Linked DNA regions of Homo sapiens: region 2 is linked to region 1. The links are chromatin contacts, found by Hi-C or POLR2A ChIA-PET in ENCODE. All regions are on one chromosome and are shown on one strand. Each heading gives the region's core, a stretch centred on a gene start or an enhancer-like site at or near the end of the contact. The rest is flanking DNA. Distances are from core to core; before and after follow the strand shown.

Region 1 (3,854 bases), core at 511-3,010:
GCATTTGTTTTTGGAGAAGAGCCGAAAGGAGAGGGGCCACGGGGAGCATGCCGACAGCCAGTGAAGGCTGACTTCTGACAGCTTGGAGGCTCCATCCTCCTCCACACTGAACGGGGACAAAGGTGGATAGTCAGCCAAGCTTTTTTTTTTTTTTTTTTTTTCATTTTTTTTGCAAGGATCTGTGATGTATTTAGAACTATGAGTTTAGAATAGAAGATGAATTCATAAGGAAAAAAAGCCATCATGGTGATTTGTTACGAAAAACATCTGCATTTCATTCAGATACTGTGATCCATCCGTTCCTTGCTCTTTTCCATTGTTAAGGAATATATAAACTCTACGGGAATCAGGATAAGTGACCCTTCAGGTCACGAATCTTGGTCAACAAATCCCGTAAATCTGCCAAAGCAGAATAAGCTGTCTCCTGGGTAATAAGGAGGTAGAGATGTGCATCTCTGCATGAGACCACATATTTGCTCTGTGCACCTTCTCCCACCTCCCTGCCCTGGCTGGTAGGTTGGTCGTTGAGGATACAGTGCTGGCCTAGGCTCTATACAGATATCCTCCCTGACTTCCAGAAGCTCATAATCCAAATAGTGCTAGAAGATAGGGCCAGGTGTCATGGCTCATGCCTGTAATCCCAGCACTTTGGGAGGACGAGGCAGGTGGATGACGAGGTCAGGACTTCAAGACCAGCCTGGCCAATGTGGTGAAACCCCATTTATACTGAAAAAAAATTAGCCAGGCATGGTGGGGTGTGCCTCTAGTCCCAGCTACTAGGGAGGCTGAGACTTGAGAATCACTTGAATGTGGAAGGCAGAGGTTGCATGAGCCAGGATAGCACCATTGCACTCCAGCCTGGGCAATAGACCAAGACTATGTCTCAAAAAAAACAAGATAAATGTATCCAGGATCCTGGAGCAGCCATGGGGATGCAACCTCCTGAGCCCTTTCCTCTAATAGGAAAAAGGCTTCCAATCGGTTCTGCTTCTTCAGCACAGCGACAGCACAAGCCCTAAGTTGTTTAACCACCTAATGAAAGCTAAGAAAACAATTTCCCCTTGCCCTCTGCCTACCAGAAAACACACAGAAAGGCAGCTGGTTTGAGAGACCTGCCCCAAGGCCCCAGCATGGATCATGACGGTTGCTAGAAGAGTGAGGGCTCTGATCTCCAAAGGCTACTCTGTCTCTTAGGCAACATCCCAGATACCTTGAACATCTGATGCAAATTCATTTAAATCTCCTAGTGAATCTCATCGTCTGTGATGGCCCCATCCTTTGCATTAGCTTCCTCTCGCTTTGCAATTTTAAAGACACATTGCAATGAAATGAAGTGTACGGGTTGGGCTGGGTTGTGTCAGGGGGTGACAAAGTCACATGTCTTCAGTGTCCGGGCAGTAACAGCAAGTGAAATGGAGGAGAGACCACAGTAAATTGGCCCCTTTAAAGGATAGTAGCCACTCAGTTCCAACTGGCTCTTAACCTGATAGAATAAGTATCCAGTGTTTCTAGATGTTTCAATATTTCAAGCAAATCTGGAGACACAGGTTTTATATGAATTACCGCCATTTAAAAATGTTGGAAAGTAATTGAAAACTAATTACTGAGTACTCTGCAGGCCAAAGGACACAATTGCAGTTCAGAGGGGGCCTATCGGCTCCCAAGTTCGTTCTTACCTGGGGCTCCTGGAGGTCAAGCCCTTCCCTTCACTGCTCCTGCCTTTTGGCACCATCTGCTGGCCATTTCGAAATTGTTACCTCCTCATTGCGCCCTTTAAGAAAAACATACATATCATTTGTATGGAAGTACCTAACTGCTCTCAAAAGTGAGCATTTGTTGGTTTGGGGACAGGGATGGAATTGCTTTAGCATAAATGCCGCACTTCCCCTGGGAATTTCACAGGCGTTAGAGGTGAATTTGATACCAAGGCTCTCTTGATGTCTGTAGCTACAGCGTCACCCCATCAGTGGCTGGCGTAGTTTGGTCCTCTGGCCGGCTGGGAGGGATCTCTCACACTTGTCTCGCCTTGCAACCCTTGAACTGTGCAGCTTTGTGAAAAAGAGCAGTTTTCTTAAACAAAGAAGGTCTTTGGTCAAGGTCTAGGAATGCTGTGTTAACCACACAAGTTTCTTTATTGCTCCAGAACTACTCAACTTTTCTGGCTTTCTGGGAATAAAGAACAGTGAGCAAATGTGCTTTTGAGCCTGGGAAGTTGGGCAGTTCTAAAGCGCAGACTCGCAGGGAAAAATAAGCATGGTGTTTCCTAACCTGGCTGTTACTGTTTCTACCTCTGCATTTGTATTCCCTGGGTCCCATTCAGCTTTCCTCCCCATCAAACTTCTGTCTTTTCAATCGAGGGAGTCTACTTAAGACAAAAACAGCTTAGAATAATTAAGCTATCTCGGCACCAATTCTCCTTCAACATGTGCGGTATTATATACCAAAAATGAACTGCAGCCGCACAGTGGCTCTAAGTCCAATAATGGAGCTATCATTAGAGATATACGAAACACTAGACTAGTCTCAAAAGAACAAAAATTGAATTAGAAATTCAAATATTCTTTGAACTGTGTTATAAAATAGTGAAACTGAATAAAACCATTTGTGCTTGGCAGCCAGCTCCAGTAATTAGATAATTAAATCATTGGAAAATCCTAGACTGTAGAGCATATCCTATTTGAGCATTTCATTTTCAAAACTGATGGATTATTCTCAGGAATAGAAATTTGTTGCAGACACAATGGGGTGGGTAGATTTCAATGGGACAAGGGGAACCTAAGCAGAAGATCAAGGAAACCACTAAAAGCTTGTTCATGTTATCTTCTGCTCTCCAATTTCACAGGAGTTATCGGTCTAAGAGTGGTTCTCAATCCTGGCTACTCATTAGAATTATTTGAAACCCTTAGCAAAAATACCAGTGCTCAGGCACGATGGCCAGAGTCTGACTTCACTGGCACGGACTGGAGGCTAGGCACTGGTGACTCTAGAACATTCCAGGGTAAAAACTACTGTTTTTACCTCTTGGCTACAGGTAATATGAATGCTTAGTCCATGAAGACACCTCCTGGAAATGTTGAGATAGCCAGCTATTACCAATGACTTAAAGCCTTGACTTCAAACAATGCACCTCATTCCCAGTGGCTAATCTAGTATGTTCTCTGCTAGCTACATTTGGTATGAGAGCTATATGGAACCTTTATAGTGTGATATTCCCATTCCCAAATAACGGTTGGGTCTGTAATTAGCTAGCAACAATGGGAAAGGGTTTTGTCAAGGTTTTGTGCCTAACAGATGTTCTCCTCCAATGATGATTATGTTTGCCTGTTACCTTTCCTGATATCATTTTGAAAAAAAGCCCACTTTTTCTAAATAATGAACATCTTTTTCCCAAAATGCCACAGTACTTGGATTTTACCAAAGTCATCCCATATCTACAGAAGTGACTGCACTTCTTCCCCTCCTTGTGGGTGGCTGAGGAGAGAGAGAGAAGCTTCTGGAAGAGATGGTACAGGTTCTGTGGAGGCCAGATAGGCTTGGCATAAAGAGAGGATGGCGACCTCCTACTTCTTTCATCCCCAATCTCTTTATTCTGCTTCCTGATAAATAAAAAATTGGGTTGTTCATTACATTTGTAGGACTCCTGAGAATTTACTGTCCCTTCCCAAGAGAAGGAGGAGGTAAAATATCAACATAAAAAATAAACACAGTAGTGCATAGAGCCCTATGTATTTGAAATGATACAATTCAATACAATTTCCTTAATGTGTCTTTTTATGAGATGGCGCCTCGTGGAAATGTGCCAGGGTCTCATTTATCTTCTGACATGCATAACAATGGTCACGGGAATGCGGATC
Region 2 (3,854 bases), core at 690-3,189, 87 kb before region 1:
GTTGGCCAGGCTGGTCTCGAACTCCTGACCTCAGGTAATCCACCCACCTTGGTCTCCCAAAGTGCTGGGATTACAGTCATGAGCCACCACACCCAGCCACTTGATATCTTGTTACCCTCCTTGCACCTGTACTTCCACTAGCAGTGACTCTTCTTTCCCACTTGCTCTTGGGGAAAAAAAAAAGCATATAAAGATACACTTTACAGACTTTACAAACATTAGATAAGCCTTACAAACACATTGTAAAAACCCCCTTCCCTACCAGAACACAAGCCACCAAATGACCTAGATCTGAACATGAGGCCAACAGATCGGTCTCAACCCCCTTCCGCCTTTGCTTGAGACTCACACACTCTTGCACACTCACACACAAGACTGTGATCTGAGCACTCATCCCCAGCCTTAGAGAATTGGGCCCTTTTCAGTGCCATCTCTCTGGACCCTCAAAAGCAGTAGCTCCCTCAGGAACCCCTTTATTGCTCTGGCCAGGGCTGAGAGAAGGACATTCCAGTTCTCCCACAGGGGCAGGGTGTGTAAAGGCAGAAGACACAGACAAGGCTGCCAGCAGATCCACACCCTGTGGCGTGGGCCTGAGGACGTGGGAGGAGCTGTGCTGGGAACAGCAGGGAGACCCAGGGAGGGGAGTGGGCAGAGAGCCAGGGACTAGCCTAGGAAGGGATGATCCGGCTGGCTGCTGGCTTCAGGCTGCAGTCAGGCTGGATTTGCCTGAGAGTGTCCCCAGGGCAGCTGTACCCTGTTACAAGGGAGGAAACTTTTCTAACAGCCCTAGGAAAGCCTATTGAAAGCTTTCAGTAGTGAACCAGAGACTGAACAAATAACGACGTAATTATTACATAACAGTAACAGGAAAACTTTAGAGCGTAAATGGTAACAAAAGTTGTTCCCCAATATATAAACTTTGGATACCCTAAAAGCAGCTCAGCGTGACTCAGTTTTTGCTACTAGCATAAAACCAAAAATAATCAGATCCCTGCAGAAGTAGAGGGTACTCAGGTATCCACCTCCATAGCACTACTTAAGAAATAAAAATAAAATAACCTGTTCATAGAGTGGACAGCACAACTTGAATGCCAAAAGGCAGAGAAGGTTCTGTTCCTGGCTTTGATGCTGACGCTTGGGAAACACCCCTTGTCTTTCTGCATCACACACAAGCCTGCCTGGGGCAAGAATCCAGAGGCTTGTATATGCCCATGTCTAAATATTTTTAAAGGTATAAATCAAGCTAACAAACTATTAGATAAAATGTGTTCTATCCTCATACTTTGACAAATTTACCTTCACGATGACCGAGGATGCCAGATTTGATTTTAGACTTCTCTGAGCCCTCACAGTTGTGGGCTGGATCATGTGATCAGGAAGGGTCCCCCCCACATCCCAGCCTGCAGCAAGCCATCTTCCCTCCTCTTCATCCTCCCTCCAGCTCCCTTCCGCTTTGCAAGGAGGCTCAGGCACACGTGAGTGATTTTCCTCAACTACACGGGCAGGTTCCCTCCATGTGCCCTGCAAACAGCATTCTTTGGTCACCCCTCAGTGTGAGGGGTGCATACACCAATGTCAGGCAAGGATTACGGGACAAGGACTCCCTTCCCAGACTCCTCCTCCATTCCACAGTTTGACCCTTATTCCTTCAGGACTTATACCCCTAATCCCTGTACTTCCATCAAGTCAGTCACAAGGATTTAGGGAAGCTGATCATTTCTATGAGAGCTGGCAATGGATGGATTAGGTTCCTTTATGTTTTCAGGTCACGTAAGAGATACAGCGAGTCTTTTGTTTTTTTTAAGAGCTCCAAGATGAAGGCCAGCGTGATATGAATTTCCTCAAACTGCCCACACAGTCTTTCTCCCCACCCTCTGGGGAAAAAAATCTGAGCCTCCCCCTCAGATACCTAAGAAGAAGCTGAGAAAAATCTGCCCAGAAGAGGAACAGCTGCTGAGAGCCTGCCTCACCCTCCCTGGCTGGCCGTATTTCCAACTTTGTTGCCTTCTTCAGTAGATCTGGGGAACAAAAAAGCAAGGCGTGAAATTTGAGTGTTCCCAAGTCTCTCTCCATAGCTGCCCGTGAGCAGTGTTACCTTTTGATTGAGGCACTCACGCTTGAGGGCCACATGAATAAATGCACGCCTAAGTGTGAGGGTGGCAAAGACCAATCATTCACAGACTGATGGGAATTGTTTCCCTAAAATATTCCCCTGAGCTGCTAGAAAGGGGGTGATTTCCACGAGAGCATAGACTGATGCGGACTAGAATTGCTAGGACAGGGAACCCCCGTGGACGGCTGGCCATTGAGACACAGTGGAGAGGAAGGAGACCATGGTGTGAAGTCTACGAATGAGAGTGAGGAAAAGGAAGAGGTGGGAAGAAGTGGTACCCAAGGATAAGGCTTTATGGAATCTAAGCATCCCACATTTACTGTTTTTAAAAATGAGCTTGAAAAATTAGGGTGTCCGTCCTGTGAAATGGAATCCCACAGCCACAGATCTGCTAACATTTGTTTATATTTGTTGTCAAAGAATAGCTTGATTTTTTTTTTTTTGGTTATTAACATAACTTAAGTGGAATAAAAGTATAAAGGAGCAAGCACCATGGTTTTCTGTCATCTCCTCTCCTCTTTTCTTTTTTCTTTTCTGAGACAGAGTGTTGCTCTGTCACCCAGGCTGGAGTGCAGTGGTACAATCATAGCTCACTGCAGCCTTGATCTCCTGGGCTCCCGGGTCCTCCTGCCTCAGCCTCCGTAGTAGCTGGGACTACAGGCATCTGCCACCACCAATAAAAAAAAAATGCTGCTTTTTTTTTATTTTTTGTAGAGATCATCTCATCATATTATTCAGGCCGGTCTTAAACTCCTAGCTTCAAACGATCCTCCTCCCTTCTTGTCCTCCCAAAGTGCTGGGAATACTGGTGTGAGCCATTGCGCCCAGCCAACACTGTTTCCTTTCCACTTGGAAAGTAGTTTATCCTGGAAATTCCTGGGATCCCGACTTTTGTTTACCAGAGTGGAAAAGCTAATCAAGTTGATACTTCCCCAGTATCTTTCTCCCCCAACTTGAGGACCAAACAGGTTGTGCCTTTTCAAAAAGAATAATTTTTTCCCAATAGTAGAAAATAAATCTTGAACAATAAAATTTATACACTTCACATTGATGCTTTTTAAATCTACACGCAAATTACATAAAAAATAGCACTTCATGCTGAAAACTTTCTAAAGATATATTCACTCCTCTGTAATAACTACTGGTTATCACTACGTAAAATACCAATACTTTAGCACACAAGAAAAATTTTAGATTAACTCAGGCAGTTTCTCACTAAAGTCCATAATCTCTGCGCCTAAATCTGCTAATCACTGTAATTGAAGAAAATGCAGGAAGTATAAATCTCCTAGGGGGCAGTGTTTGTAACCCTTTTTAAAAAGAAATTACACCCAGAGTCTTTTTGATAGTTTGAAAACATGCACTGGAAACTGTTGCATATCCCTAAAAGGCCAACTTTTTTTTTTTTCCTGGGGCCATGATTATTTAACTTTTACATTTTTGTTCTTATCTTTAAGAAAATCTCTGCTGGGTGCGGTGGCTCACGCCTGTAATCCCAGCAATTTGGGAGGCCGAGGCAGGCGGATTACCTAAGGTCAGGAGTTTGAGACCATCCTGGCCAACATGGTGAAACCCTGTCTCTACTAAAAATACAAAAATTAGCTGAGTGTGGTGGCAAGTGCCTGTAATCCCAGTTACTCGGGTAGCTGAGGTAAGAGAATCGCTTGAACCCAGGAGGCAGAGGTTGCAGTGATCACACCACTGCTCTCCAGGCTGGGTGGCAACAGAGCAAGACTCGTCT

The links. A loop is a pair of places that touch in the nucleus more often than their neighbours do. ChIA-PET counts read pairs that join two places held with the same protein, here RNA polymerase II (POLR2A). Pooled maps may share reads with other maps.
Region 2: a map of naive thymus-derived CD4-positive, alpha-beta T cell shows a loop between it and region 1 (18-fold over the local background). The contact joins two enhancer-like sites. A Hi-C loop is called at or near these places in 14 of 168 maps with a recorded cell type or tissue (CD4-positive, alpha-beta memory T cell, Caco-2, GM11168 and 11 more), 9 of 37 single-sample maps with no recorded cell type and 13 of 50 pooled maps. POLR2A ChIA-PET finds 5 or more read pairs at or near these places in 3 of 52 experiments (BJ, HEK293 and MCF 10A).

The regions. Positions count from the first base shown.
Region 1 is chr10:24,502,101-24,505,954 of GRCh38, forward strand. All of the region lies in intron 9 of KIAA1217, which reads left to right. Among named protein-coding and RNA genes, the nearest start is that of ARHGAP21, 220 kb to the right of the region's middle. Within about 2 kb of position 1,761, at least 3 of the 41 ENCODE cell types and tissues checked have a DNase peak (open chromatin) inside an H3K27ac peak, as active enhancers do.
Region 2 is chr10:24,415,317-24,419,170 of GRCh38, forward strand. The region is part of intron 3 of KIAA1217; the gene reads left to right. Among named protein-coding and RNA genes, the nearest start is that of MIR603, 140 kb to the left of the region's middle. Within about 2 kb of position 1,940, at least 9 of the 41 ENCODE cell types and tissues checked have a DNase peak (open chromatin) inside an H3K27ac peak, as active enhancers do.